Linked DNA regions of Homo sapiens: region 1 is linked to region 2. The links are chromatin loops, found by intact Hi-C in ENCODE. Cell type or tissue: tibial artery. All regions are shown on one strand. Each heading gives the region's core, and the rest is flanking DNA. Links, peaks and the distances in the headings are about the cores only. Region 1 overlaps ATP2A2 (ATPase sarcoplasmic/endoplasmic reticulum Ca2+ transporting 2). Region 2 has its middle 11 kb from the start of ANAPC7.

Evidence for each region. Peaks named below come from ENCODE experiments on the same cell type or tissue, not always from the same donor. Only the 100,000 strongest peaks of a DNase experiment are listed, where the experiment ranks them.
Region 1: it touches region 2 in a loop (2.2-fold over the local background); 1 of 110 quality-filtered maps calls a loop at or near these places.

What each region holds. Positions count from the first base shown.
Region 1 is chr12:110,298,832-110,314,364 of GRCh38, reverse strand. The region is part of intron 5 of ATP2A2 (ATPase sarcoplasmic/endoplasmic reticulum Ca2+ transporting 2); the gene reads right to left. Among named protein-coding and RNA genes, the nearest start is that of ATP2A2, 25 kb to the right of the region's middle. In tibial artery, for the core only: no CTCF peak of the experiment used is centred there; no DNase peak of the experiment used is centred there; H3K27ac peaks cover 4,752 bases.
Region 2 is chr12:110,407,144-110,422,676 of GRCh38, reverse strand. No RefSeq gene overlaps it. Among named protein-coding and RNA genes, the nearest start is that of ANAPC7, 11 kb to the right of the region's middle. In tibial artery, for the core only: no CTCF peak of the experiment used is centred there; no DNase peak of the experiment used is centred there; H3K27me3 peaks cover 479 bases.

The DNA.
Region 1 (15,533 bases), core at 5,742-13,741, 110 kb after region 2:
CCCTTTGTTTTACTTTTTTTTTTTTTTTCTTTTTTTGAGACAGAGTTTCACTCTTGCTGCCCAGGCTGGAGTGCAATGGCACGATATCAGCTCAGCACAAACTCTGCCTCCTGGGTTCAAGTGATTCTCTTGCCTCAGCCTCCCAAGTAGTTGGGATTACAGGCAAGCGCTACCATGCCCAGCTAATTTTGAATTTTTAGTAGAGACAGCGTTTCTCCATGTTGGTCAGGCTAGTCTCGAACTCCTGACCTCAGGTGATCTGCCCGCCTCGGCCTCCAAAGTGCTGGGATTACAGGCATGAGCCAGTGTACCCGGCCACCAAGCCCTTGGTTTTCAAAAGTTCCATTATCGGCCGGGCACAGTGGCTCATGCCTGTAATCCCAACACTTTGGGAGGCTGACGGTGGGTGGATCTCTTGAGGTCAGGAGTTCAAGACCAGCCTGGCCAACATGGTGAAACCCCGTCTCTACTAAAAAAAAAATACAAAATAGCCAGGTGGGGTGGTGCACACCTGTAATTCCAGCTAATGGGAAAGCTGAGGCAGAAGAATCGCTTGAACCCAGGAGGCAGAGGTTCCAGTGGTCCAAGATTGCACCACTGCTCTCCAGCCTGGGTGACAGAGCCGAGACTTTGTCTCAAAAAAAAAAAAAAAAAAAAAAGTTCCATTATCTTTTAATATAAAAGTTGGTCACAGTTAAATCTGCCCATCTAGGTGGTTTGGTGTTAATGCTTAGGAAAGGTGGTTCCCATGGCCAGCAGCGGTGGCTCACACCTGTAATCCCAGCACTTTGGGAGGCCAAGGCAGATGAAGCACTTGAGGTCAGGAGTTTGAGACCAGCCTGGCTAACATGGTGAAACCCCATCTCTACTAAAATATACAAAAAATTAGCCGGACATTGTGGTGGGTGCCTGTAGTCACAGCTAACGGGGAGGCTGAGGCAGGAGAATGGCGTGAACCCAGGAGGCGGAGCTTGCAGTGAGCCGAGATCATTCCACTGCACTCCAGCCTGGGCGACAGAGCGACTCCGTATCAAAAAAAAAAAAAAAAAAAAAAGGAAAGGTGGTTCCCAAACCACATGGTTTCTTCTCCTTTTTCCAAAATCTTCATCTCAGTAGCAAGAATGAAAAGGTTGGCACTTCCTGGTACTGTGACTACCACTGAATCATGGGGAGTAGAGAGGAGGTGATTACAGGAAATCAGGAAGGAAATGCCAGCCCCATGAAATCAGGTCAGGCTTCAAGATCAACTGGCCTATCATGGTCTGATGGTTGAGGAGAACTCTCATTTCTCACAGTTCTTAATGTCTTAGCTATTCTGACAGTGCTCAGGGGCTCTCAAACTCAAAAACTCTCTATGCTGATTTTTGTTTTAGACTATTTTGCTCTTCTGCTTATCCGTTTTCTAGAGTAATAATTTATACCTTGGCTTTGGAAACAGAGGTATAGCTTCCAGGATTTACAGAACAACTAAAGCAATTTTTCTTTTTTGTTTTGTTTTCTTTTTTTTTTTTTTTTGCAACAGAGTCTCGCTCTGTCCCTCAGGGTGGAATGCAGTTGTGCAATCTAGGCTCATTGCAGCTTCCATCTCCTGGGTTTAGGCGATTCTCGTGCCTCAGCCACCCAAGTAGCTAGGATTACAGGCATCCACCACCACACCCGGGTAATTTTTGTATTTTTAGTGAAGATGGGATTTCACAGTGTTGGCCAGGCTGGTCTCGAACTCCTGGGCTCAAATGATCCGCCTGCCTTGGCCTCCTAAATTGCTGGGATTACAGGCATGAGCCACCATGCCCGGCCTGTACTTCAGTTTTCAAAACTAAATAGCTAGAATCCTGAGGTGGACTTTCTGAGGAGGAGGACAAATGAACCTCCTGAAGTTGCACACAAGATTTTCAATATATGTTTTTGGGGAAGAAAGTCCATAAATTTCATTAATTCTCAAAGGGACTGTGATCTAGAAATGATTAAGATCTGCTCTAGAGCCTTGCTACTCAAATTATTGACCTGGGAGCTTATTAGAAATGCAGAATAATCAGGCCCCATTTCAGACTGAACCAATCAAAACATACATTTTAACAACATCCCCAGGTAATTCCTGCACACATGAAGTTAGAGAAACATTGATCTAAGCAGTGTGCAAAATCTTAAGGCTCCCCACCCCCCGAACTTTTTTTGGGAGACAGAGTTTTACTCTGTCTCACTCTGTCACCCAGGCTGGAGCATACTGGCACGATCTGAGCTCACTGCAGCCCTGACCTCCCAGGCTCAACTGATCCTCCCACCTCAGCCTCCCGAGAAGCAGGGACTACAGGAGCACGTCAACATGCCCAGCAAATTTTCATTTTTTATTTTTTTAGAGACGGGGTCTTTCCATGTTGCCCAGGCTGGTCTCAAACTCCTGAGCTCAAGTGAACCTCGTCTCAGCCTCCCAAAGTGCTGGCATGAGCCATGGCTCCCAGCCTCACTATGCAAGTTTTTAAAACTTTTTTTGTAAAGACAAGGTCTCAATATGTTGCCCAGGCTGGTCTCAAACTCCTGGGCTCAAGTGATCCTCCTGCCATGGCCTCCCAAAATGCTAGGATTGCAGGGATAAGCCACTGCACCCAGCCAACACCTTTTTTTTTTTTTTTTTAAACAATTCTCTTTTCATATTTTACAAAAGACTTTGGTACAGAGATTGTTGTGGCCCACAAAACCCAAAATATTAGCTGGACGCTATAGCTCACACTTATAATCCCAGCGTTTTTTTTTTTTTTTTTTTTTTTTTTTGAGATGGAGTCTCGCTCTGTCCCCCAGGCTGGAGTGCAGTGGCGCGATCTTGGCTCACTGCAACCTCTGCCCCCTGGGTTCAAGTAATTCTCCTGCCTCGGCCTACCGAGTAGCTGGGATTACGGGTTACGGGTGCCTGCCACTGCACCCGGCTAATTTTTGTATTTTTAGTAGAGACGGGGGTTTCACCATCTTGGCCAGGCTGGTCTTGAACTCCTGATCTTGTGATCCACCCGCCTCCGCCTCCCAAAGACCTGGGATTACAGGCTAAGGCAGGAGGATCACTTGAGGCCAGGAGTTCAAGACCAGCCTGAGTGACACAGTGAGACCTCATGTCTATAAACAAACGAACCAACCAACCAACCCACAAAGATAGTATGCCAACTCCTCTGCTCTACAGCAGACTGACTACTCTGTTTTGTGTTAAAGAGCATTTAATGTTTGCTAAATGTTTAAAGCCAGTCAATTCCAACCCCAACAGCTTTCTAAAAGCAAAAAAAAGTCCACATGGACTCATGGCCATACTATCTAAATCACACTTTTTAGAGCAAGAAAGCTCCTTGAAACAGTACTCCAATTACCTAATTCTGCAGAGGTTAATGTACATAGTCCAATGTCATGCAGAACTAGGATCATAATCCAGGTTCTTATATGAATCCACTCATCTATTTCACAACTCTGCCTTTTACTCAACTGCTTCAAAAGCAGTTTATACCTGCTACTAAATCTCAGTACTGCATGTTAACTGTCTGAAGTAAAAGTTTCCTTCCTTTAAATTGAAAGTTTTCTTCCTTTAAATTGCTGTCAAGTTTAAGAATTATTCTTTTTATTCCCGAGTAAATCTTGAAATTGCTGGCACCCTGTTGGCTATTAAGTCTTCATTTTAGGAAATAAAATTATCAATTTCTGTACAAGTGCTAAAGCAAATGCAATTTTAAGATTGTGTTGCTTCCACTACTTAAATCTTAAAAGATGATTCGCTCCAGAGTATATACTACAAGACAGAAGTCATCTGAGAATATTTATTTCCTGGTGCTATTCATCAACCCTGGGTTACCAAGATACATAAAGTTTGTTTTAAACAACCCTGAAAACAGTGTTCTTAAGAAGTCAATAAATAACCCCTGCGGCATATACTAGAAGCCCCAAAATTCTAAAACTAAGACTTCTAGCTGGGAATGGTGGCTCATGCCTGTAATCCCAGCACTTTGGGAGGCCAAGGGAAGAGGATCCCTTGAGCCCAGGAGTTTGAGACTAGGCTGGGTAATACAGGGAGACCTTGTCTCAAAAAAACATCCCACAAAACCATGGCCGGGCACGGTGGTTCATGCCTGTAATCCCAGCACTTTGGGAGGCCAAGGGAGGCAGATCACTTGAGGTCAGGAGTTCGAGACCAGCCTGGCCAACATGGTAAAATCCCGTCTCTACTTTAAAAAAAAAAAAGGAAAAAGAAAAAAAGAAAACAGAAATGACTTAGGCTATTATAGCTTGATTCACTTTCATGTCAGCAGATAATACAGAAAGCTTAAAAACAATGACGTTCATTTCTTATAAGATTATGTACAACTTCACTACTTTTGGTTTCCATCCATCCGGAGAAATATTTTCTTGGCCTTAAGATAATGTAGAATTACTGTGGCTTCTTAAGAGGTGAACATGTGGGTCACTTTCTCTTTTTTTTTTTTTTGAGTCAGGGTCTCACTCTGTTGCCCACGCTGGAGTGCAGTGGCTTAATTTCAGCTCACTGCCACAGCCTCGACCTCCTGGGCTCAGGTGATCCTCCCACCTCAGCTTTTCAAGTCGTTGGGACTACAGGTACGCACCACCACGCCTAGCTAATTTTTGTATTTTTTGTAGGGATGGGGTTTTACTATGTTGCCCAGGCTGGTCTCAAACTCCTGGACTCAAGTGATCTGCATGCCTTGGCCTCCCCCAAAAGTGCTGAGATTACAGGCATGAGCCACTGAGCACAGCCTATGTGCGGGTTATTTTCTCCATGTTTTTATTTGCCATATCAATTTCATTTGGCTCTTGTGTTCTAGATACTTAAGACTCACATTAGCATTTGCTATGTATGCTTACCCAGTTTCTCTTTGGAATGATTAGCTGGTATAGCAACATATAAAATTTAGTTTCCTGGCTGGGCATGGTGGCTCACACCTGTAATTCCAGCACTTTGGGAGGCTGAGGCGGGCGGATCACTTGAGGCCAGGAGTTCGAGACCAGCCTGGCCAACATGGTGAAACCCTGTCTCTACTAAAAATACAAAAATTAGCCGGGTGTGGTGGCGGGCACTTGTAATCCCTGCTACTAGGGAGGCTGAGGCAGGAGAATCGCTTGAACCCAGGAGGCGGAGGTTGCAGTGAGCTGAGATCACGCCCTTGCACTCCTGCCTGGGCGACAGAGTGAGATTCCATCTCAAAAAAAAAAAAAAAAAAAAAAAAAAAAAAAAAAATTAGTTTCCTTAAACTCTCTCTCCATATCTCCCTCAAAAAACCACCTATTCCAGCTTAGTCTTTGAAAAGTTCAGCCAGAACCATCCTACCAGATATCTTCCAAAAGCTGACAAAGAATTTTAAAGTCAGGAGATGACCCTTACATTCCAAACAGTGACTACAAAAAGGTCTGTTCCTTTCTGCAAATATCAAAATCGTTAAGTCAGTACTTTTTTATTTTCAGCTTCGAATTAGTTTACAACACTCTCCAGTTTTCCAACACATCTGAAAAACCCCTTCACATCCAATTTCATAATGTAAATGAAAATATAAAAGTCACCATGTCTAAAAGCACAATTTATGCCATTTAATCTTTCAGGCTACGCAAATAGTACCTTCGACTGACAAGAAAAAATTCAGAATTAAAGTTCACTCTATAGTTTTCACAAAACTGAATTATCAGGCTAAATGCTAGATTGCACAGTCAATTTGATTACTAATTCTAAAAGAGGTGGAAGTTTAAAAGGCTCAACGTGTATAGTCTTAATAAAATAAATACCTATTTATCTGGCCCAGGTTATACAGTCACGGTATGCTTTTCCAAAATGTTCCATATAATAGTTGCAAATGCCTTAGAATTATATCTTACCCAATTCAATGACCTGCTGGTCCTAGTAACCCAGCAAACTATCATTTCTGATTTGCATATAAGTTTACAAACACCATGAAAGGTCACCAGAGTATACTGACAACCTAAATATTACAGCTGTAACTAGGCTTCCTCAACATGATAAAGGGCACCCGCCTATGAGACCCACACCTATGTCACACTTCACTGTGAAGGACTGGATGCTTTCCCCTACGATCAGTAAGACAAGGATGTCTGCTCTTGGTACTTCAACGTTGTATTGGAGATTCTAACCAGGGCAATTAGGCAAGAAATAAAGGGCATCCAGACTAGAAAGAAGTAAAAACATTTTCATTTGCAAATGCATGATCTTGTATATAGAAAATCTTAAGGAACCCATAAAAACTATTAAAACTAACTAATGAGTTCAGCAAGATGGCAAACTACAAGATCAATACGTAAAAAACTATTTCTACACGCTAGCAAAGAACAATCTGAAAATGAAATTGAAAAAAGAATTCCTAACTCAAGGCAAATTAAAGACTTAAATGTAAGGCCTCAAACTGTAAATATCCTAGAAGAAAACCTAGGAAATACTCTTCTCAACACTGCCCTAAGCAAAGAATTTATGACTAAGCCTCAAAAGCAAATGCAACAAATAACTTGACAATTGGGACCTAGTTAAACGAAAGAGTTTCTGCACAGCAGAAGAAATCTATCAACAGAGTAAACTGACAACCTACAGAATTGGAGAAAATAATTGCAAACTATGCACTCAACAAAGGACTAATATCCAGAATCTATAAGGAACTTAAATCCACACACAAACACACACACAAAATCACTGTTGAAAAGTGGGCAAAGGGTATGAAAAGACACTTCTCAAAAGACAACAATCAAGTAGTCAACATAGGAAAAAATGCTCAACATCACTAGTAGAGAGATGCAAATCAAAACCACAATGAGATGTCATCTCACACCAGTCAGAGTGACTATTATTGCTGGGCACGGTGGCTCACGCTTGTAATCCCAGCACTTTGGGAAGCTGAGGTGGGAGGATCACTGGAGCCCAGGAATTCAACTACTAGCCAGGGCAACATAGTAAGACCTCATCTCTACGAAAAAATTTAAAAATGAGCCTGTCATAGTGGTGTGTGCCTACAGTCCCAGCTAACCTGGAAGGCTCAGGTGGGAGGGTCACTAGAGCCTGGAAAGCCATGGCTCAATGAGCTATAATCATGCCACTGTGTTCCAGCCTGGGCAACAGACTGAGATCCTGCCTCAAAAAAAAAGAAAAAAAAAAAAAAAAAGGTGGTGGGGCTGGGGGGAACACTTATACACTGCTGGCAAGAATGTAAACTAGTTCAGCCCCCGTGGAAAGCTGTTTGGAGATTTCTCAAGAAACTAAAAACAGAATGACCATTCAACCCAGCGATCCCATTACTGGGTATATATCCCAAGAAAAAGAAATTGTGGCCGGGCGTGGTGGCTCACACCTGTAATCTCAGCACTTTCGGAGGCCAAGGTGGGTGAATCACTTGAGCCCAGGAATTCGAGACCAGCCTGGGCAACATGGTGAGACCTTATCTGTACGAAAAATACAAAAATTAGTTGGGCGTGGTGGGCATCTGTAGTTCCAGCTACAAGGAGGCTGAGGTGGGAGGATGGCCTGAACTCACAAGGAGGCTGAAGTGGGAGGATGGCTTGAGCTTGGGAGGTGGAGGTTGCACTGAGCCAAAATCGCACCACTGCACTCCAGCCTGGGCGACAGAGTGAGACCCTATCTCAAAAATAAATGTGGTATATATACACCATGTGATACTACGCAGCCATGCAAAAGAATGAAATCATGTCTTTTCCAGCAAAATGGATGCAGCCAGAGACTATTATCCTAAGTGAGTTAACCCAGAAAACCAAATACTGTCTGTTCTCACTTGTAAGTAGGAGCTAAACACTGAGTACACATAGCCATTAAGATGGGAACAATAAACACTGGGCACTCCAAAAAGTGGGAGGGAAAGAGGGGCGAGGGCTGAAAAACTATCTGTGAAGTACTATACTCATCATCTATACTCATCATCTGGATGACAGGATCAGCAGAAGCCCAAACCTCAGCATCACACATTAAATCCACATAACAAACCTGCACATGTACCTTGAATCTAAAAATTTTAATTAAAAATAAATATCACTAGGCCGGGCGCGGTGGCTCACGCCTGTAATCCCAGTACTTTGGGAGGCCAAGGCGGGTGGATCACGAGGTCAGGAGATCGAGACCATCCTGGCTAACATGGTGAAACCCTGTCTCTACTAAAAATACAAAAACATTAGCTGGGCATGGTGGCAGGCGCCTCTGGTCCCAGCTACTGGGGAGGCTGAGGCAGGAGAATGGCGTGAACCCGAGAGGCGGAGCTTGCAGTGAGCAGAGATCGTGCCACTGCACTCCAGCCTGTCATAGCGGTGAAAGAGCGAGACTCCGTCTCAAAAATAAATAAATAAATAAATATCACCAATAGGCCAATTTCAAGTTACAAAAAATTATTCCAATTACAAATATTCCCCCCGCCAAAAATGCAATAACAAAAGAAGCACAAGACTTGAACACTGACAACCAGTGTTGAAAGAAATGACAGACCTTAAAAAAAAAAAACAAAAAAAAAACAGACATCCCTATGCTCATGGATCCAAAGACTTGATATTACGACCATATTTCCCAAACTCATCTATAGATACAACACAATTCTTACTGAAAATACCAGCTTGCTTTCTGCAGAAATTGACAAGCAACTCTTAAAAATTTATATGTAAATGTAAGGAACCCAGAATGCCCAAAATTATCTTGAACAAAGTTACACTCCCAAGTTCCCAATTTCAAAAAATACAAAACGACAGCTAGCTATCAAGACAGTATGGTACTGACCTAAAGACAGAGATCAATGGAGTAAGAATAGAGTCTAGAAATACATTCTTGCATTTGTAAATTAATTTTTCACAAAGGTTGCAGGACAAATTAGTGAAGAAATCTTTTCAACAAATGGTGCTGAGACAACTAAATATCCACATGCAAAAGAAAGCAGCTGGATCTCCTACCTCACACCATAGTTTTTGCTGTTGTTGCTGTTTTTAAAGAGGCAAGGTCTTGCTTTGTTGCCTAGGGTGGAGGACAGTGGCAGGATCATAGTAGCTCACTGCAGCCTCCACTCTTGGGCTCAAGTCATCTTCGTACCTCTGCCTCCTGAGTAGTGAGACTACAGGCCTGTACCACCTTGCCTGGCTAATTTAAAAGTGTTTTTTTCCTAGGCTGGGCATGGTGGCTCTTGCCTATAATCGCAGCACTTTGAGAGGCTGAGGCAGGCGGATCATTTGAAGTCAGGAGTTCAAGACCAGCCTGGCCAAAACGGTGAAACCCCGTTTCTACTAAAAATACAAAAATTAGCTGAGTGTGGTGGTGTGCACCTGTAATCCCAGCTACTCGGGAGACTGAGGCGGGAGAATCGCTTGAACCCAGGAGGCGGAGGTTGCACTGAGCCGAGATCATGCCACTCGCTGCACTCCAGCCTGGACAACAGAGCAAGACTCCGTCTCAAAAAGAAAAAAAAAAGTGGTTTTTCCTGCCTCAGCCTCCCAAAGTGCTGGGATCATATAGGTATGAGCCACGACGCCTGGATCATATATACTGGCTAATATATAAAGTCTTTGTGACCTTCAATTGGCAACAGTTTCTTAGACATCACACCAAAAGCACAAGCAACAACAATGTATAAGTGGACTTTATCATATTAAAAACTTGTATGTTACAAAGTATGCCATCAAGAAAGTGAAAAAAAGGAATCCCTATAGAATGGGGAAAAAATTTTGCTAATCACACCTCATAAGGCAGGATATGTAAAGAATTCTTATACCTCAACATTAAAAAGACAAATAACCTAATTTAAACAGGCATTTCTCCAAAGAAAACACACCGATGGACAATAGCCACATGAAAAGATGCCCAACATCATTAAGAAATTAGGGAAACGGACGTCAAAACCACAATGATACTCACTTCCTGGGTAAAACTTTAAAACGATAGACAATGACATGTCTTGACAAGGATGTAGAGAAACTGGAACTTGTATACATTGTTGGTGGGAATGTAGAACAATATCACCACCATTCTGAAAGACAGTTTGGTAGCTGCTCAAAATGTTAAGTATAGAGTCACTATAGGCCCCATAATTCCATGCTTAGGTACATACCTAACAGAGAGAAAATGTTATGTTCACACAAAAATTAGTACAAGCATGTATGTACAAGTTATAGCACTATTCATTACTCATAATAGACCAAAACTGGAAACAACCCAAATGTCCATCAACTAATAAACATTATTCAGCAGTAAGGAATGAAATACATGCTATATTCATGAACGAAATGTAACACTATGCTAAGAGAAAGCCAGTCACCAAGATTGACTCCATTTATATGCAATATCCAGAAAAACAGACAGTAATCCACAAAACAGATAATAAACTGTGGTTGTCAGGAACTGGTGGGAGGAAAACAGGGCAACAACTGCTAATGGGTATGGGTTTTTCTGAGGGTGATGAAAATGTTCTGGAATTAAGATAATAATGAGGATCACACAGACCTTGAATATACTAATAATCTGGCATTCAATAATTGTATTGAAGGCCAGGTGCAGTGGCTCACGCCTGTAATCCCAGCACTTTGGGAGGCTGAGGCAGGTGGATCGCTTGAGGCCAGAAATTCAAGACTTGCCGGGCCAACATGGCCAAACTCTGCCTCTACTAAAAATACAAAAATATTAGCCAGGCGTGGCTGGGCGCGGTGGCTCATGCCTGTAATCAATCCCAGCACTTTGGGAGGCCGAGGAGGATGGATCACGAGGTCAGGGGCTTGAGACCATCCTGGCCAACACGGTGAAACCCCGTCTCTACTAAAAAATACAAAAATTAGCTGGGCGTGGTGGTACGTGCCTATAATCTCAGCTACTCGGGAGGCTGAGGCAGGAGAATCGCTTGAACCAGGGAGTCGGAGGTTGCAGTGAGCCAAGATCATGCCACTGCACTCCAGCCTGGCAACAGAGCGAGACTCGTCTCAAAACAAACAAACAAACAAACAAACAAAAAAGCAAGCAAGCCAGGCATAATGGCCCAAGCCTGTAATCCCAGCTACTCGGGAGACTGAAGCAGGAGAATCACTTGAAACTGGGAGGTACACAGGTTGCAGTGAGCCGAGATCACACCACTGCACTAGAGCCTGGGTGACAGAACAAGACTCTGTCTGTATAATATTATAATAATAATTGTATTGAACACACACATACACTTCAACTGTTTGTTCTGCACAGCAACTATGTTTACATTAGCTGAGCCTATCATATACTTCTGATTTCAAATTTCATTCATAGAGAACTTACGATAACGTTACAACAGTCAATATGACAGTTCTGTCCTTAAGGTGCTCACTGCCTAGTAGTATGACAACAGTATTTAATAAAATGCCCACATACATTCTAAACCTAGATGTCTGTTCTGCATTACTCAGTTAAAAAGGTCACAATTTAAGACGAAAGCAAGCAGCACTTAAGAGCCCAATGTCTCACACAGCTGGGCTTAACTAAAATAATAATAGGCCAGGCACGGTGGCTCACGCCTGTAATCCCAGCACTTTGGGAGGCCGAGGTGAGTGGGTCACGAGGCCAGGAGTTTGAGACCAGCCTGGCCAATATGGCAAAACCCCATCTCTACTACAACTACAAAAATCAGCTGGGTGTGGTGGTGCATGCTGGTGAGCCCAGCTAATTGGGAGGCTGAGGCACAAGAATCACTTGAACAGGCAGGCAGAGGTTGCAGTGAACCGAGATCACGCTACTGCATTCCAGCCTGCACAGCAGAGTGAGACCCTGTCTCAAAATAGTAATAATAATAATAATAATAATAATAGTAATAAAAATAAAAATTAAAGAAAAACAGAGCCCAACGTCAAAGCAATATATACGCTTTTTAGCAATTACCATACTGTGGGGGAAGAGCTGGGGAAAAAAAGTGGTAAATAACTACCAGAATCAGCACTATCTATGAAGGATTCAGAAACAGGTGAAAGGAAAATGGATTTAAATTTGTACTCCACTTTATAGTAGTAGTATATTCACCTAAGGGATTTAAACTCAGGTTTTTTTTGAATATTAAATTCATTGTCTTTTGAATATTCAAATAAAGGGAATGGTTGCCAGGGGCCAGGGAAGAGGGGAACTGGAAGTCAGTGTTTAAGGTGTACATTTCAGTTAGGGAAGATAAAAGTTCTGGATGGTGACAGTCCCAAAACAATGTGAATGTACTTAATGCCACAGAACTGCACGCTTAAAAATGGTTAAAATGGGTAAGTTTATAATATGTATACTTTACCACAATATAAATAAGGAAAATCCCATTAGACTGAAAATCTTAAGTCACATACACTATAGATCAAACATTATTTGTCCTTTCTAAACTATCAAATGCAACAACAAAACTATATTACAATATAGAAAATGAAATTTCAGTGTGAGAAAGCGAGATAGGTCAGGGTAATAATCAAAGCTTCACCACCATAAGATCAGTGCATTGAGCAAATTAATAAACTCTATAAAATTTGCCTAACCTTCCAAAAAAAGGTGACTTTGGTGGTACTGAAAACTGAAAAAAAGGCCTGGATGTCTGCAACATGAAGGAGCAGCACAAGATGAAATCATAGAAGAAAGCAGGAGGTACATACACACAATGCAAGTTTATCAGGTCAGAGAATTTTGTATTTTAAGTGCAATGGGGAAGTCCCTTAAGGGTTTTTTAGCAGATGAATAAATAACACAACCTTTAAGAAACCACTCTGGCACTTGTGTGGAGAATGGACTGGAGGAAGACAACAAAGGAAGCCAGAGCCTAGTTAGGAGATGATGACAGCTGCGGTGTGAGATGATGGCTAGACTAGTGTGCTGACCAAGGAAACGGAGTTCACGAACTTGGGTGTGTTCTGGAGACAGAATCAGTGGCCTTACGGACAAATCAGAGGATAAGAGGGGGGAAAAAATCAAGATGACTTCCAAGTTTCTCACAGTTAATTAGGTTAGAGTGTCTTACAAAAGACGGGAAGGACTGGCAAGAATCAGGATTCAAAGATACAGAGAAACCAGAATCACCAACTGAAGAGAAGCTGGCTTTTGTCTCTTTCTTCAAAAAGGATGGTGCTTTGAGGTATCACAGTTGTAGTTTCCTCTGAAGCTGTCTACCATTGCCATCTACTGATGCAAACTAAGGATAAAGGCTTTGGGGGTAATTTCTCTAAGGCTTCAAGTAGACTCAACACACTAAAACAGCCCAACAAGGCAGAGCACAGTGGCTCACACCTGTAAATCCCAGAACTTTGGGAGGCCAAGGCAAGAGGATCACTTGAGGCCAGGAGTTTGAGACCAGCCTAGGCAACATAGCTAGACTCTGTCTCTATTTTTTTAAAAAAATTAAACAAGAAGAAGCTGGAGAAACTGTAAGCATAAAATCAAACAGAATCTCATACACATATTTAGGTGATGTCATCTACAACCTCACCCACCACATATATTTGTGGAAAAACAATCTCCTTTCCAATGTTTCCTTCTGTAGGTAGTAGAGTACCATCATCACACCCAGTCACGTAAACTAGAAATCTTGCCAGTATCTTTGATTTACACACTCTCCTATCTATTATCAAAATCTGTTGCTTTGAGCCAGGTACAGTGGCTCACACCTGTAATTACAACACTTTGGAAGGCCAAGGCAGGAGGAGGAGGATCGCTTGAGCCCAGAAGTTCAAGACCAGCCTGGACAACAAAGCAAGACCCCATCTTTACTTTAAAAAAAAAAAAAAAAAAAGGCCGGGCATGGTGGCTCACACCTGTAAGTAATCCCAGCACTTTGGGAGGCTGAGGCGGGAGGATCACGAGGTCATCCTGGCTAACACAGTGAAACCCTGTCTCTACTAAAAATACAAAAAATTAGCTGGGAGTGTTGGTGGGCACCTGCAGTCACAGCTACTGGGGAGGCTGAGGCAGGAGAATGGCGTAAACCTGGGAGGCGAAGCTTGCAGTGGGCCGCAATCGTGCCACTGCACTCCAGCCTGGGCGACAGTTCAAGATTCCGTCTTTAAAAAAAAAAAAAAAAAAAAGCTGGGCATGGTGTCATGTGCCTGTATTACCAGCTACTCAGGAGGCTGAGGCAGGAGGACCCCCTTGAAGCCAAGGAGTTCGAGGTCGCAGTGATCACACTACTCCACTGTAGCCTGGACAAGAGAGCAAGCCCCTGTCTCCAAGTTAAAAAAAAAAAAAAAAAAAAGAGAGAGCGAGAAAGAAGGAAAAGAGGGAGGACAGAAGGAGGGGAGGGGAGGGGAGGGGAGGGGAGGGAAAGGGGGAGGAAGGAAGGAAGGACAGACGGACGGACAGACTGACGGAAGGAGCTGCTTTAGGCCGTGCGTGGTGGCTCACTCCTGTAATCCCAGCACTTTGGGAGGCTGAGGCGGGCGGACCACCTGAGGTCGGGAGTTCGAGATCAGCCTGACCAACATGGAGAAACCCCACATCTACTAAAAATACAAAATTAGCTGGGCATGATGGCGCATGCCTGTAATCCCAGCTACTTGGGAGGCTGAGGCAGGACTGCCTGAGCCCAGGAGTTTGAGAGACAAGCCTGAGCAACATGGCAAGACCCATCTCTACAAAAAAAATACAAAACTTAGCCAGGTACATGGTGGCTCATGCCTGTGATCCCAGTTTTTCAGGAGACTGAGGTGGGAGAATCACTTGAGCCCAGGAGGTCAATGCTGCAGTGAGCCGTGATGGTGCCATTGCACTCCAGCCTGGGCAACAAGAGCGAAACTCCATCTCAAAACAAAACAAAACAAATCTGCTGTTTTGTAACTAAGTCAGAGGCTCACTCTTTGAACTACTCACGATCAGAACTCTGTACCCAATGGAGATTCAGAGTTAATATTCTAGGTTGAGACCTGCCAAAAACTTTTTTAAAAAGAGTGCCCCCAGATGATTGTGATGTGCACTCCTGCTTAAGAGCCACTATTCATGAACTCAAAAATCTTTCCTTCATTATTCTTAATGTTACTGTCCTCATTATCTCTTGCCTAGACTACTAAAATAGCCTCCCTATATCTTCAGCCTTCCCCATTCTGACCTATTTTCTTCATCACCATCAGAATTCCCTAATTCAAATATTTTTTGCTATTAAAAAAAATGTGGGCCAGGCGCAGTGGGCTCACGTCTGTAATCCCAGCATTTTGGGAGGCTGAGGCAGGACTGCCTGAGCCCAGGAGTTTGAGAGACCAGCCTGGGCAACAGGGCAAGACCCATCTCTACAAAAAAATACAAAACTTAGCTAGGAGCTTGGTTGCTCATGCCTGTGATCCCAGTTATTCAGGAGGCTGAGGTGGGAGAATCACTTGAGCCCAGGAGGTCAACGCTGCAGTGAGCCGTGATGGTGCCACTGCACTCCAGCCTGGGTGACAGATTGAGACCCTGTCTTCCCCTCATCAAAAAAAGTGATAACTGGTAAATTCTGAATAAGATCTTACATACTATTGCATCAATTTCCTAATTCTGATAATCATACTGAGGTTATATAAGAGAACATCCTTGATACTATAAAACAAATGTTATTTAGGAGTTAAAGGGGCATCAT
Region 2 (15,533 bases), core at 3,752-11,751:
TCCCCTTGAGATTTATCCCTAAACCATTATTTAAGTCTTTTTACTTGTCTGACTATCTCATAAATAAAAATGACCATCTGGACATCTTAGAACCTTCTTTACTGAAAAGAGGGAAAATTGGTTGGGATGCTGGTGGTATTTATTCCCTCCAGTTGTTCAGGGAAATTCTTTGTCCTGAAGTTATTTTTCCACTGAAAGGAAACCTATCACTGCCAGGAGACACTTAAGGGATGTTAAGTAATGTTTCCCTTAGAGCAATTTATAAGTGTTATGTTTTTCCCCTTGTACAAAAGACAGATCTAAGAAAAATGTCTGATTGCAGCTGGGAAAAATTTTCATTCTTAGGAAGCTGCTGGACATTTAGAGATGAACTTAAGTGGAGCAGAACATTTATATTTATAAGTTGTTCCTCCAATGTATTTGACCCAACACTCCACGGTATCCACATCATTCTACATCTGTTACGCAGCTGACCTAACGATTCACAGCCAATTACCATCCCAGGACTTCTGTTTCCTCACATAAAATGAAGATAACCTCTAACACGCCCTCCAGCTCCAAAATTATCCTTTCTGAATATGATTCCATGAGGAAGAGGAGGCCTAGTCTCCTTGGATATATCTCCTGTGTGTCCCAAGTTGTTTTAACACCATACATGTCCTTTGAATATTATTAAAATCAGTATGATCTGGCCAAGCATGGTGGGTCATGTGTGTAATCCCAGCACTTTGGGAGGCCAAGGCGGGTGGATCACTTTGCTGCGGGATAATTAAGGAATTAGAGAGACTGAGGGGTTGAGGAGGAATTATTTAATTATTAAGCTGCACCAACCCAGTCGGATTAACATCCAAAGGACTGGGCCCTGAACAAAGAGTCAAGTTACCTTTTAAGCATTTCGTGGGGCAGGGGCAGATCTGTGCAGGGGGAAGCATATTACAGAAGCAAGAAACAAAGACAGTTATTTAATTGAGACATGCATTACATTATTTCATACTTTTTAAGGAACAACATGTTTTACAACTTGAGATTATCTGTCTAGTGACCTTGTAGCTGCACAGCTAGAGAAACAGGGTCTTCACAATGCTTGGGAAAGGGAGAGATAAGGCTCACTAGCCACAGAAAGACAGGCAGTTAATTTTAAAGGACTCCAGCTCTTTCTCTTCCTCAAGGGGAATTGGGTTTTCTTATATACAACTGAGTTTTTGTTTAAACATTTTTTGATTTATTTTAATTCCTGTTTCAGCTTGAGCTCAGTTCAAGACCAGCCTGGCAACATGGCAAAACCCCTGTCTCTACCAAAAAAAATTAGCCAGGCGTGGTGGCAGGTATCTGTACTCCCAGCTTCTTGGAAGGCTGAGGTGGGATTATCTCTTGAGCCCGAAAGGTAGAGGTTGCAGTGAGCTGTGATTGCACCACTGCACTCCAGCCTGGGTGATAGAGCCAGACCTTGTCTCAAAACAAAACAAAACAAAATCAGTATGATCTGAATTACATCATATTAATGGGACCTAACCGTAGAACCTACCCTCTCTTTGATAAATTGATTTTCAAGATGAATATTTTGAAATTTCCAGATTAGCTGGGCATGGTACCACACACCTGTAGTCCCAAGTACTCAGGAGGCAGAGGTGGAAGGATTGCTTGAGCCCAGGAGGTCAAGGCTGCAGTGAGCTATGATTTCGCCACTGCACTCCAGCCTGGGTGACAGAGAGAGACACAACTCTAAATAAATAAATAAAAATTGGGCACAGTGGCTCACACCTGTAATCCAGCACTTTGTGAGGCCAAGGCAGGAGGACAGCTTGAGCCCAGGAGTTTAAGACCAGCCTGGGCAACATAGCAAGACCCCATCTCCACACACACTCAATTTTTTAAATTAGCTTGGTGTGGTGGTGCATGCCTATAGTCCCAGCTACTTGGGAGGCTGAGGTGGAGGGACCACTTAAGCCTGGGAAGTTGAGGCTACAGTGAGGTATGATTGTGCCACTGCACTCAAGCCTGGGCAACAGAGGGAGATCCTGTCTCAAAAAAAATAAAAAATAAAAAATAAATAAATAAATAAATAAATAAAATTTCCAGAGGAGGTAGGTCCCCCTTTGCCTCTAATTTTTTCTCTATAAATATTTTTGCTTCATCCATTCTTTGTGTGAGTTTATCAGTTTCACAGGTGTGTTTTAGCTCTATTTCTTTGCAGGAATTATCAACTTTTCTTTTTTTTTTTTTTTTTTTTGAGACTGAGTCTCACTCTGCCACCCAGGCTGGAGTGCAGTGGTGCGATCTCAGCTCATTGCAACCTCTGCCTCCCGGGTTCAAGCGATTCTTCTGCTTCAGCCTCCCGAGTAGCTGGGACTACAGGCATGCGCCACCACACCCAACTAATTTTTGTAATTTTAGTAGAGATGGAGTTTCACCATATTGGCCAGGCTGGTCTTGAACTCCTGACCTAGTGATCCACCCACCTTGGCCTCCCAAAGTGCTGGGATTACAGACCTGAGCCACTGTGCCCAGTCTCAACCTTTCTTCTACCAGTTAGCCAGTGATACATTCTCCTTCATTCCCATCAGTATATAAAAATGATATTTCTCCAATCAGAAAACAAAAATCCTCTCTTTCACCCACCTGCTGCCAACCATGTCCTCCTTTGCTTTACAACAGGGCTTCTCCACATTGACACTTTGACATTTTGGACTGGCTACTTAAATATATGAATTAAAAAAATTTTTTTTTTCTTTTTGACAGAATCTCCCTCTGTCACCCTGGCTGGAGTGCCATGGTGTAATCTAGATTTACCGAAACCTCCACCTCCGGGTTCAAGTGATTCTCCTGCCTCAGCTTCCCAAGTAGCTGGGATTATAGGTGTGAGCCACCATGCCTGGCATGAATGTAAATTTCTCCTCCACTTTGCCGTGGGGGGCTGTCCTATACATTAAAGAATGTTTAGCAGCATCCCTAGTATCTATCTACCCGATGCCAGAAGCAACACCCACCCCACCTCAGATGTCTCCAGACATTGCCCAATGTCCCCTAGGAATACAGTCACCACCCTGCCTCCACCCCAGTTGAGAACCACTTCTCTGCAGCAAAACTCCTCAAAATAATTGGCCGGGCACAGTGGCTCATGCCTGTAATCCCAGCACTTTGGGAGGCCGAGGCAGGCGGATCACCAGGTCAAGAGTTCGAGACCAGCCTGGCCAGCATGGTGAAACCCCGTCTCTACTAAAAATACAAAAATTAGCCAGCCGGGCAGGTGGCACATGCCTGTAATCCCAGCTACTTGGGAGGCTGAGGCAGGAGAATCACTTGAACCCAGGAGGTGGAGGTTGCAGTGAGCCAAGGTCGTGCCACTGCACTCCAGCCTGGGCGAAAGGGCGAGATCTCGTCTCAAAAAAAAAAAAAAGAATTATTGGCTGGGCAAGGTGGCTCATGCCTGTAATCCCAGCACTGTGGGAGGCCAAGGCAGGCAGATTACCTGAGGTCAAGTGTTCAATACTAGCCTGGCCAACATGGTAAAACCCCTTCTCTACTAAAATACACAAAAATTAGCAGGAGCATGGTGGAGCATGCCTGTAATCCAGCTACTGGGGAGGCTGAGGCAGGAGAATCACTTGAACTTGGGAGGCAGAGGTTGCAGTGAGCCGAGATCATGCCGTTGAACTCTAGCATGGGCAACAGAGCAAGACTCCATCTCAAAATAAAAGAATTATCTATATGCATTGTCTCACATTTGTCTCCTTCTCTTTACCAAAGCGCCACTGAAAATGTTCTTGTTGACATCATCAGTGACTTTCATGTTGCTAAATGCTATGGCTATTTCTCCATAAGATGCAAAAAATTAGCCAGGCATGGTGGTGGGCGCCTGTAGTCCCAGCTACTCAGGAGGCTGAGGCAGGAGAATGGCATGAACCCGGGAGGCGGAGCTTGCAGTGAGATGAGATCACACCACTGCACTCCAGCCTGGGCAACAGAGCGAGACTCCGTCTCAAAAAAAAAAAAAAAAGAAAAGAAAAGAAAAAAGTATAATAGCAAACATTTATATAGTGCTTCTGGAACAGGAATTAAAAGAAATTAAAGAATGTGTAAGCAAAAACTCAGTTGTATGTAAGAAAACCCAATTCCCCCTGAGGAAGAGAAAAAGGTGGAGTCCTTTAAAAATTAACTGCCTGTTTTTCTGTCTGTGGCTAGTGAGCCTTATCTCTCCCTTTCCCAGGCATTGTGAAGACTCTGTTTCTCTAGCTGTGTGGCTGCAAGGTAAGTAGATAGATAAACTCAAGTCGTAAAACATGTTTTTCCTTGAAAAGTAAGAAATGATGTAATGCGGCCGGGCGCGGTGGCTCACGCCTGTAATCCCAGCACTTTGGGAGGCCGAGGCGGGCGGATCACAAGGTCAGGAGATCGAGACCATCCCGGCTAAAACGGTGAAACCCCGTCTCTACTAAAAATACAAAAAATTAGCCGGGCGTAGTGGCGGGCGCCTGTAGTCCCAGCTACTTGGGAGGCTGAGGCAGGAGAATGGCGTGAACCCGGAGGCGGAGCTTGCAGTGAGCCGAGATCCCGCCACTGCACTCCAGCCTGGGCGACAGAGCGAGACTCCGTCTCAAAAAAAAAAAAAAAAGAAATGATGTAATGCATGTCTCAACTGAATAACTGTCTTTGTTTCTCACTTCTGTAATATGCTTCCCCCTGCACAGATCTCCCCCTGCCCCATGAAATGCTTAAAAGGTAACTTGACTCTTTGTTAGGGGCTCAGTCCTTTGGATGTTAATCCGACTGGGTTGGTGCACCTAAATAATTAAATAGTAAGTATCCTCCTCAACCCGTCGGTCTGATTCCTAAATTAGCCCGCTACACTGCAAGGGACCCAGAGATCACCTCCAGCCCCTCTTTTAACTCTTAGTGGGTTTTTGAGCTGGATCGAAAACGAACTGACACCAGGCAGATTAACAAGAGAAAAGTGTACAAACTTTGTTTCACGTGTACGGGGGGGTCTACACAAAAAAAAGAGTGAAGTCTGAAGAAGTGGCCAAATAAGATGCTTTATATGTTTTAGACAAAGAGCAATATACTTGAGAAGAAATGACAGGACAAAGAAAATCTGGCTGGGGCAGTAAATTTTTCAGGGGAGTCACTAGGAGATAAATGGGGGGAGTGCCAAACTGGTGAAAGTAAAGGTAACTTTGTTAAGTATGTTTATGGAGGTCCATTGTAGCCTTTAGTTTTAAGTCTCTGGAGATAAGGGCTATTTTCTTGCTCTTATATGGAGAGGGTACCTTTTCCAGATAAATCCTCATCACTTGTTACATGCAGGAAAACAGTGGTCAGCTCATTGTTTCTGAAACTTTACTTCCTCTATTTTTTTTTTCTTTGGTGACAGAATCTCACTCTGTTACCCAGACTGGAGTGCAGTGACACAATCTCAGCTCACTGCAACCTCCACCTCCCAGGTTCAAGTGATTCTCATGCCTCGGTCTCCTGAGTAGCATGCGTCACCACGCCCAGCTAATTTTTGTATTTTTAGTAGAGAGAGGGTTTTACCATGTTGGCCAGGCTGGTCTTGAACTCCTGGGCTCAAGTGATCAGCCTGCTTCGGCTTCCCAAAGTGCTTGAATTACAGGCGTGAGCCACCGTGCCCAGCCTCTCTAATGCTTTTTAACTCAATAATTGATATATCGATTTGGCATATTTGGAGTTTTGGGATTTTTGTTTTATTTATTTATTTATTTTTGAGACGGGGTCTCTCTTTGTCACCCAGGCTGGAGTGCAGTGGTGGGATCATAGCTCACTGCAGCCTCCACTTCCTGGGCTCAAGTGATTCCCCTGCCTCAGTCTCCCTGGTAGCTGGGACTATAGATGAGCACCACCATGTCCGGCTAATTTTTGTGTTTTTTTGTACAGACATGGTCTTGCTATATTGCCTAGGCAGGTCTTGAACTCCTGAGCTCAAGTGATCTGCCTGCCTCGGCCTCCCAAAGTACTGGGATTACAACCACCATGCCCAGCCCAATTTGGCATATTTTGGGATGGCACGTCCTTCACTCCTTCAGTGCTCACAGTGTGCTAGGTGTTGTTCTAAGTGTCTTAGATATGGTGGTACACCTAGCTGGTTCAACCTGCAGAGCAGCTTTTTTTTTTTTTTTTTTTTGAGACGGAGTCTCGCTCTGTTGCCCAGGCTGGAGTGCAGTGGCACGATCTAGGCTCACTGCAAGCTCCGCCTCCCAGGTTCACGCCATTCTCCTGCCTCTGCCTCTCGAGTAGCTGGGACTACAGGCACCCACCACCGCACCCGGCTAATTTTTTGTATTTTTTGTAGAGATCAGGTTTCACTGTGTTAGCCAGGCTGGTCTCGATCTCCTGACCTCCTGATCCGCCCGCCTCAGCCTCCCAAAGTGCTGGGATTACAGGTGTGAGCCACCACACCCGGCCTCAGAGCAGCTCATTTTTTTAATATTTTCTGTCTTTTATAACAAAATTACAGTCAGCAATAATTCTGAAATGAAGTGACTAATAATCACAGCCAGAAAAGAAACAGTGAAAGTTTTACTTTATTGAATTTCATGGCTGGGCATGGTGGCTCACACCTGTAATCCCAGCACTTTGGGAGGTCGAGGCAGGTGGATCACCTGAGGTCCAGAGTTCAATACCAGCCTGGCCAACATGGTGAAACCCTGTCTCTACTAAAAATATAAAAAGTTAGCCTGTAGGCTGGACGTGGTGGCTCACGCTTGTAATCCCAGAACTTTGGGAGGCGGAGACATGTGGATCACAAGGTCAAGGGTTCAAGACCAGCTTGGCCAAGATGGTGAAACCCCGTCTCTACTAAAAATACAAAAATTAGCCGGACGTGGTGGCGGTTGCCTGTAATCCCAGCTACTTGGGAGGCTGAAGCAGAGAATTGCTTGAACCTGGGAGGCAGAGCTTGCAGTGAGCCAAGGTCGTGCCACTGCACTCCAGCCTGGGCAACAGAGTGAGACTGTGTCTCAAAAAAAAAAAAAAAATTAGCCTGTAATCCCAGCACTTTGGGAGGTCGAGGCTGGTGGATCACCTGAGGTCCAGAGTTCAATACCAGCCTGGCCAACATGGTGAAACCCTGTCTCTACTAAAAATATAAAAATTAGCCTGTAGGCTGGACGTGGTGGCTCACGCCTGTAATCCCAGCACTTTGGCAGGCCAAGGTGGGTGGATCACAAGGTCAGGAGTTCAAGACCAGCCTGACCAACATGGAGAAACCCTGTCTCTACTAAAAATACAAAATTAGCCGGGCGTGGTGGCGCAGGCCATAATCCCAGCTACTCAGGAGGCTGAGGCAGGAGAATCACTTGAACCTAGAAAGCGGAGGTTACAGTGAGCGGAGATCACACCATTGCACTCCAGCCTGGGCAACAAGAGCAAAGCTCCTTCTCAAAAAAAAAAAAAAAAAAAATTAGCTGGGCGTGGTGGTGTGCATCTGTAATACCAGCTACTCAGGAGGCTGAGGTGGGAGAATCACTTGAGCCCAGGAGGTGGAGGTTTCAGTGAGCTGAGATCATGCCACTACACTCCAGCTAGGATGACAGAGTGAGATTCTGTATCAAAAGAAAAAAAAAATCAAATTCATATTATGGTACAAAAAGGTAACAAATTAATGCTTTTAAATGACATTTAAATATTTGTATATATATGTGTGTATATACACATATAAATATATTTATGGCCGGGCGTGGTGGCTCATGCCTGTAATCCCAGCACTTCGGGAGGCCAGGGCGGGTGGATCACGAGGTCAGGAGTTCGAGACCAGCCTGACCAACATGGTGAAACTCCGTCTCTACTAAAAATACAAAAATTACCCGGGTGTGGTGGCACCTGCCTGTAATCCCAACTACTCAGGAGGCTGAGGCGGGAGAATCGCGCCACTGCACTCCAGCCTGGGTGACAGAGCGAGACTCCGTCTCAAAAAAAAAAAAAAAAAAAAAAAAAAAAAAAAAATATATATATATATATATATATATATATATATATATACACACACACATATATATATATATATATCTCGCTCTGTCACCCAGGCTGGAGTGCAGTGGCGCAATCTCGGCTCACTGCAAGCTCTGCCTCCTAGGTTCATGCCATTCTTCTGCCTCAGCCTCCCAAGAAGCTGGGACTACAGGCGCCCACCACCACGCCCGGCTAATTTTTTGTATTTTTAGTAGAGATGGGGTTTCATCATGTTAGCCAGAATGGTCTCGATCTCCTGACCTCGTGATCCGCCCGCCTCGGCCTCCCAAAATGCTGGGATTATAGGCATGAGCAACCCCGCCCGGCACGCCCAGCTAATTTTTGTATTTTTAGTAGAGACGGCGTTTCACCATGTTGGCCAGGATGGTCTCCATCTGCTGACTTCGTGATCTGCCCGCCTCAGCCTCCCAAAGTGCTGGGATTACAGGCGTGAGCCACCACACCCGGCCCTATTTTTTTTTTTTCCAGATTGGATCTCCCTGTGTTGCTTAGAGTGGCTCAAACTCCTGGGCTCAGGGATCCTCCTGCCTCAGCCTCCTGAGCCACCGTACATAGCCTATTTTATTATTTTTATTATATTATATATAATATTATTATAGTTTATATTATATATAATATATATTATATATTATATTATTAAAGTTTATATTGTATATAATATATATTATATATTGTATATTGTATATTATATATTATATATAATATATATAATATATAATATACAATATATAAAATATATAATATATAATATACTATATATTATATATTATATTGCCTGCCTCGGCAGTATGGCAAGAGCAATCTAATATATATTAATATAAATAATATATATTATATAATATTTATTTATTTATTTATCTGAGACAGAATCTTGCTCTGTTGCCCAGGCTGGAGTGCAGTGGCACAATCTTGGCTCACTGCCACTTCCACCTCCTGGGTTCAGGCAATTCTCCTGCCTCGGCCTCCCAAGTAGCTGGGATTACAGTTGTCTGTCACCACACCCGGCTAATTTTTGTATTTTTAGTAGAGACAGGGTTTCACCATGTTGGCCAGGCTCGTCTTGAACTCCTGACGGCAGGTGATCCACCTGTCTCAGCCTCCCAAAGTGCTGGGATTACAGGCATGAGCCACCGCGCCTGGCCTGTTTTTTTTTGTTTGTTTGTTTGTTTTCTGAGATGGAGTCTTGCTCTGTTGCCCAGGCTGGAGTGAGCAGTGGTGCAACCTACCCCTCTCTAACCTATGCCCTGGGGTGGATCACTTCTACCATGCTGCCCTTAATAGCTTCCCACCATGAATTAATTTAATATTTACAACAATCCCATTAAATAGGTGCTGTTATATCTCCCCCGTTTCACAGAAGGGGTGACTAAGGTTCCAGAAAATTAAGTGACATTTAAATTAAGATAATAAATGGCAAAAATGAGATTTAAACCCAGGCAGTCTAGTGCCTATTTCTATGCTTTTAATGGCTCCCCAGTGCCATTTATGAAGGACAATGTAAAGAATACCTGTATCAGCCGGGTGCAGTGGCTCACGCCTGTAATCCCAGAACTTTGGGAGGCTGAGGTGGGCGGATCTCGAGGTCAGATCAAAACCATCCTGGCTAACACAGTGAAACCCCATCTCTACTAAAAATACAAAAAATTACCTGGGCATGGTGGCCCTCACCTGTAGTCTCAGCTACTCAGAAGGCTGAGGCAGGAGAATCGCTTGAACCTGGGAGGCGGAGGTTGCAGTGAGCTGAGATGGCGCCACTGCACTCCAGCCTGGGTGACAGAGTGAGACTCTGTCTCCAAAAAAAAAAAAGAATACCTGTATCTTCATCATTTAACTTTTTTAGCTCTTGCATTTTGCCACAGTTGAAGCTCCCGTAGATCCCTTTCCCATCTCATTCCCTATTCTCGTTTTCTAGATGTAACCTTCAATTTGATTTTGGTGGGCATCTTCACCATGAACTTTTAAATACTTTTCCTAAATATGTATGTATCCAAAAACAATGTATAACATCCTGTATGTTTTCAAACTTTATTGAAATGGTATCATAGAGTGATACAATTCTACAACTTGCTTTAGTCATTCAATATACTTTTTTACATTTATCCATGTTAACATTAATACATGTGTTAGAGTTCACTTATGTTTTAAATGCTGCATAGCAGTTCCTTGCATAAATGTAGCAAAATGTATCCATTCTTCCGCCAATGTATAAACAATATGTTTCAAGGCTTTGGTCTTCTATACATAGAAAGTTCTTGTTATTTTCATTTTGGCCAACGTTTAAAAATTGGAATACTTGGCCAGGCACAGTGGCTCATGCCTGTAATCCCAGCACTTTGGGAGGCAGAGGTGGGTGGATCACCTGAGCTCAGGAGTTTGAGACCAGCCTGGCCAACATGGTGAAACCCGGTCTCTACCAAAAATACAAAAATTAGCTGGATGTGGTGGCGCATGCCTGTAGTCCCAGCTACTTGGGAGGCTGAAGCAGGAGAATCCCTTCAACCCAGGAGGCAGAGGTTGCAGTGAGCCAAGATCGTGCCACTGCACTCCAGCCTGGGTGACAGAGTGAAACTGTTTCAAAAAAAAAAAAATTGGAATACTTCAAATATTAAAATCCAGATTTATAACTATGAATTCTTTTGAAAAGTCAAATGATACAGAAAATTCCCAGCTGCCTGGGACTAATATACTGAAATTAAGTTGCAGCTGCCCCTGTAGAGAGGGCATACTCCAGTTTGTTACAACTTCCCTGCTCCTCCCCATGTGCTGAGTGGTGATGTCAATTGCCATTTATCAAGATGACAATGTTATACATTGTTTTTGGATATATACATATTTAGAAAAAGTATTTAAGGCTGGGCGTGGTGCCTTACAGCTGTAATCCCAGCACTTTGGGAGGCTGAGGTGGGCAGATCACCTGATGTTGGGAGTTCAAGACCAGCCTGGCCATCAGGGCGAAACTTCATCTCTACTAAAAATACAAAAATTAGCTGTGCATAGTGGCGCGTGCCTGTAATCCCAGCTACTTGGGAGGCTGAGGCAGGAGAATCGCTTGAACCCGGGAGGCAGCATTTGCAGTGAGCCAAAATTGCGCCATTGCACTCCAGCCTGCGCAAGAAGAATGAAACTCCATCTCAGAAAAAAAAAAAAAAGAAAAGAAAAAGTATTTAAAAGTTCACAGAAGGCCGGGCACAGTGGCTAACACCTGTAATCCTAGCACTTTAGAAGGCCGAGGCTGGCAGATCACCTGAGGTCAAGAGTTCAAGACCAGACTAGCCAACAAAGCAAAACCCTGTCTCTACTAAAAATACAAAAATAAGTCAGGCATGATGGTGCATGCCTTTAATCCCAGCTACTTGGGAGGCTGAGGCAGAATAGCTTGAACCTGGGAGGTGGAGGTTGTGGTGAGCAGAGATCCTACCACTGCACTCCAGCTTGGGGGACACAGTGAGACTCTGTCCCAAAAAAAAAAAAGTTCGGCTGGGCATGGTTGCTCACGCCTGTAATCCCAGCACTTTGAGAGGCCAAGGCAGGTGGATCACCTGAGGTCAGGAGTTGGAGACCAGCCTGACCAACATGGAGAAACCCTGTCTCTACTAAAAATACAAAATTAGCTGGGCATGGTTGTCAGGCCTCTGAGCCCAAGCCTGCATGTATACATCCAGATGGCCTGAAGTAACTGAAGAATCACAAAAGAAGTAAAAATGGCCAGTTCCTGCCTTAACTGATGACATTACTTTGTGAAATTCCTTCTCCTGGCTCAGAAGCTCCCCCACTGAGCACCTTGCAACCCCCGCCCCTGCCCGCCAGAGAACAACCCCCTTTGACTGTAATTTTCCTTTACCTACCCAAATCCTATAAAACAGCCCCACCCCTATCTCCCTTTGCTGACTCTCTTTTGGGACTCAGCCCGCCTGCACCCAGGTGAAATAAACAGCCTTGTTGCTCACACAAAGCCTGTTTGGTGGTCTCTTCACATGGACGTGCATGACATTTGGTGCTGAAACCCGGGACAAGAGGACTCCTTTGGGAGACCGGTCCCCTGTCCTCACCCTCACTCCATGAGGAGATCCACTTATGACCTCGGGTCCTCAGACCAACCAGCCCAAAGAACATCTCATGAATTTCAAATCGGGTAAACGGTCTTTTCACTCTCTTCTCCAGCCTCTCTTGCTACCCTTCAATCTCCCTCCCTTGCTACCCTTCAATCTCCCTGTCCTTCCAATTCCAGTTCTTTTTCCTCTCTAGTAGAGACAAAGGAGACACATTTTATCCATGGACCCAAAACTCTGGCGCCGGACATGGACTCGGGAAGACAGTCTTCCCTTGGTGTTTAATCACTGTGGGGATGCCTGCCTGATTATTCACCCACAGTCCATTGGTGTCTGATCACTGCGGGGACGCCTGCTTGGTCATTCACCCACATTCCCTTGGTGGCAAGTCAGTTGTGGAGACGCCTGCTTTGGCTGCTCACCACCCCCTTCTCCATGTCTCTACCTTTCTCTTTAAACTTACCTCCTTCACTATGAGCAAACTTCTGCCCTCCATTCCCCCATCTTCTCCTTTAGCCTGTGTTCTTAAAAACTTAAAATCTCTTCAACTCTCACCTGACCTAAAACCTAAGCATCTTATTTTCTTCTGCAACACCACTTGGCCCCAATACAAACTTTATAATGGTTCTAAATAGCCAGAAAATGGCATTTTTGATTTCTCCGTTTTACAAGACCTGGATGATTTTTGTCGAAAAATGGACAAATGGTCTGAGGTGCCTGACGTCCAGGCGTTCTTTTACACATCGGTCCCTCCCTAGTCTCTGTTCCCAATGCGACTCATCCCAAATCCTCCTTCTTTCCCTCTCGCCTGTCCCTTCAGTCCCAACCCCAAGCATTGCTGAGTCTTTTGAATCTTCCTTTTCTACAGACCCATCTGACCTCTCCTCCCCAGGCTGCTCCTCGCCAGGCCGAGCCAGGTCCCAATTCTTCCTCAGCCTCCGCTCCCCCACCCTATAATCCTTTTATCACCTCCCCTCCTCACACCCGGTCCGGCTTGCAGTTTCATTCCACAACTAGCCCTCCCCAACCTGCCCAACAATTTCCTCTTAAAAAGGTAGCTGGAGCTAAAGGCATAGTCAAGGTTAATGCTCCTATTTCTTTATCCAACCTTTCCCAAATCAGTTAGTGTTTAGGCTCTTTTTCATCAAATATAAAAACCCAGCCCAGTCCATGGCCCGTTTGGCAACAACCCTTAGACACTTTACCATCCTAGACCCAGAAGGGCCAGAAGGCTGTCTTATTCTCAATAAACATTTTATTACCCAACCCACTCCCGACATTAAAAAAAAGCTCCAGAAATTAGACTGTGGCCCTCAAACCCCACAACAGGACTTAATTAACGTCACCTTCAAGGTGTACAATAATAAAGTAGAGGCAGCCAAGTAGCAATGTATTTCTGAGTTGCAATTCCTTGCCTCCACCGTGAGACAAACCCCAGCCACATCTCCAGTACACAAGAACTTCCAAACGCCTGAACCGCAGAGGCCAGGCATTCCTCCAGGACTGCCTGTCATGCACGTCCATGTGAAGAGACCACCAAACAGGCTTTGTGTGATCAATAAGTCTGTTTATTTCACCTGGGTGCAGGCAGGCTGAGTCCGAAAAGAGAGTCAGCTAAGGGTGGTGGGATTATCATTAGTTCTTATAGGTTTGGGATAGGCATACAAAGTATATTCTTAAGGGAGGGGGAGAATATTACAAAGTACCTTCTTAAGGGCAGGGTAGACTATATCATATCAGTTAGGGTGGGGCAGGAACAAATCACAATGGTGTATCGTTATCAGTTAAGTCTATTTTTACCTCTTTTGTGGATCTTCAATTGCTTCAGGCCATCTGGATATGTACGTGCAGGCCACAGGGGATATGATGGCTTAGCTTGGGCTCAGAGGCTTGACACCACCTACCCCAGGATCTTGCTTCAAGTGCTGGAAATCTGGCCACTGGGCCAAGGAATGCCCGCAGCCCAGGATTCCTCCTAAGCTACGTCCCATCTGTGCGGGACCCCACTGGCAATTGGACTGTCCAACCCAGCAGCCACTCCCAGACCCCCTGGAACTCTGGCCCAAGGCTCTCTGACTGACTCCTTCCCAGATCTTCTCTGCTTAGTGGCTGAAGACTGACACTGCCCGATCACCTCGGAAGCCTACAGGACCATCACAGACGCTTTGGGTAACTCTTACAGTGGAAGGTAAGTCCGTCCCCTTCTTAATCAATACGGAGGCTACCCACTCCACATTACCTTCTTTTCAAGGGCATGTTTCCCTTGCCTCCATAACTGTTGTGGATATTGACGGCCAGGCTTCTAAACCTCTTAAAACTTCCCAACTCTGATGCCAACTTGGACAACATTCTTTTATGCACTCTTTTTTAGTTATCCCCACCTGACCAGCTCCCTTATTAGGTTGAGACATTTTAACTAAATTATCTGCTTCCCTGATTATTCCTAGGCTACAGCCACACCTCATTACTGCCCTTTTCCCCAGTTCAAAGACTCCTTCACATCCTCCCCTTGTATCTCCCCACCCTAATCCACGAGTATATGATACCTCTACTCCCTCCTTGGAGACCAATCATGCACCCCTTACCATCCCATTAAAACCTAATCACCCTTAGCCCGCCATGCTTTAAAAGGATTAAAGCCCGTTATCACTTGCCTGTTACAGCATGGCCTTTTAAAGCCTATAAACTCTCCTTACAATTCCCCCATTTTACCTGTCCAAAAACCAGACAAGTCTTACAGGTTAGTTCAGGATCTGTGCCTTATCAACCAAATTGTCTTGCCTATTCAACCCATGGTGCCAAAGCCATATACTCTTCTATCCTCAATACCTCCCTCCACAACCCCTCCATAACCCATTATTCTGTTCTGGATCTCAAACATGCTTTCTTTACTATTCCTTTGCACACTTCATCACAGTCTCTCTTCACTTTCACTTGGACTGACCCTGACACCCATTAGGCTCAGCAAACTACCTGGGCTGTACTGCCGCAAGGCTTCACAGACAGCTCCCATTACTTTAGTCAAGCCCAAATTTCTTCCTCATCCATTACCTATCTTGGCATAACTCTTTGTGAAAACACACATGCTCTCCCTGCTGATTGTGTCCAGCTAATCTCCCAAACCCCAATCCCTTCTACAAAACAACAACTCCTTTCCTTCCTATGCATTGTTAGGTACTTCCACTTTTGGATACCTAGTTTTACCATCCTGACTAAAACGTTACATAAACTCACAAAAGCAAACCTAGCTGACTCCATAGATCCTAAATTTTTTCACCACTCCTCTTTCTGTTCCTTAAAAACAGCCCTAGAAGCTGCTCCCACACTAGCTCTCCCTAACTCATCCCAACCCTTTTCATTACACACAGCCAAAGTACAGGGCTGTGTGGTCAAAATTCTTGCACAAGAGCTGGGACCGCACCCTGTAGCCTTTCTGTCCAAACAACTTGACCTCACTGTTTTAGGCTAGCCCCCACATTATTCCGGATACCACACCTG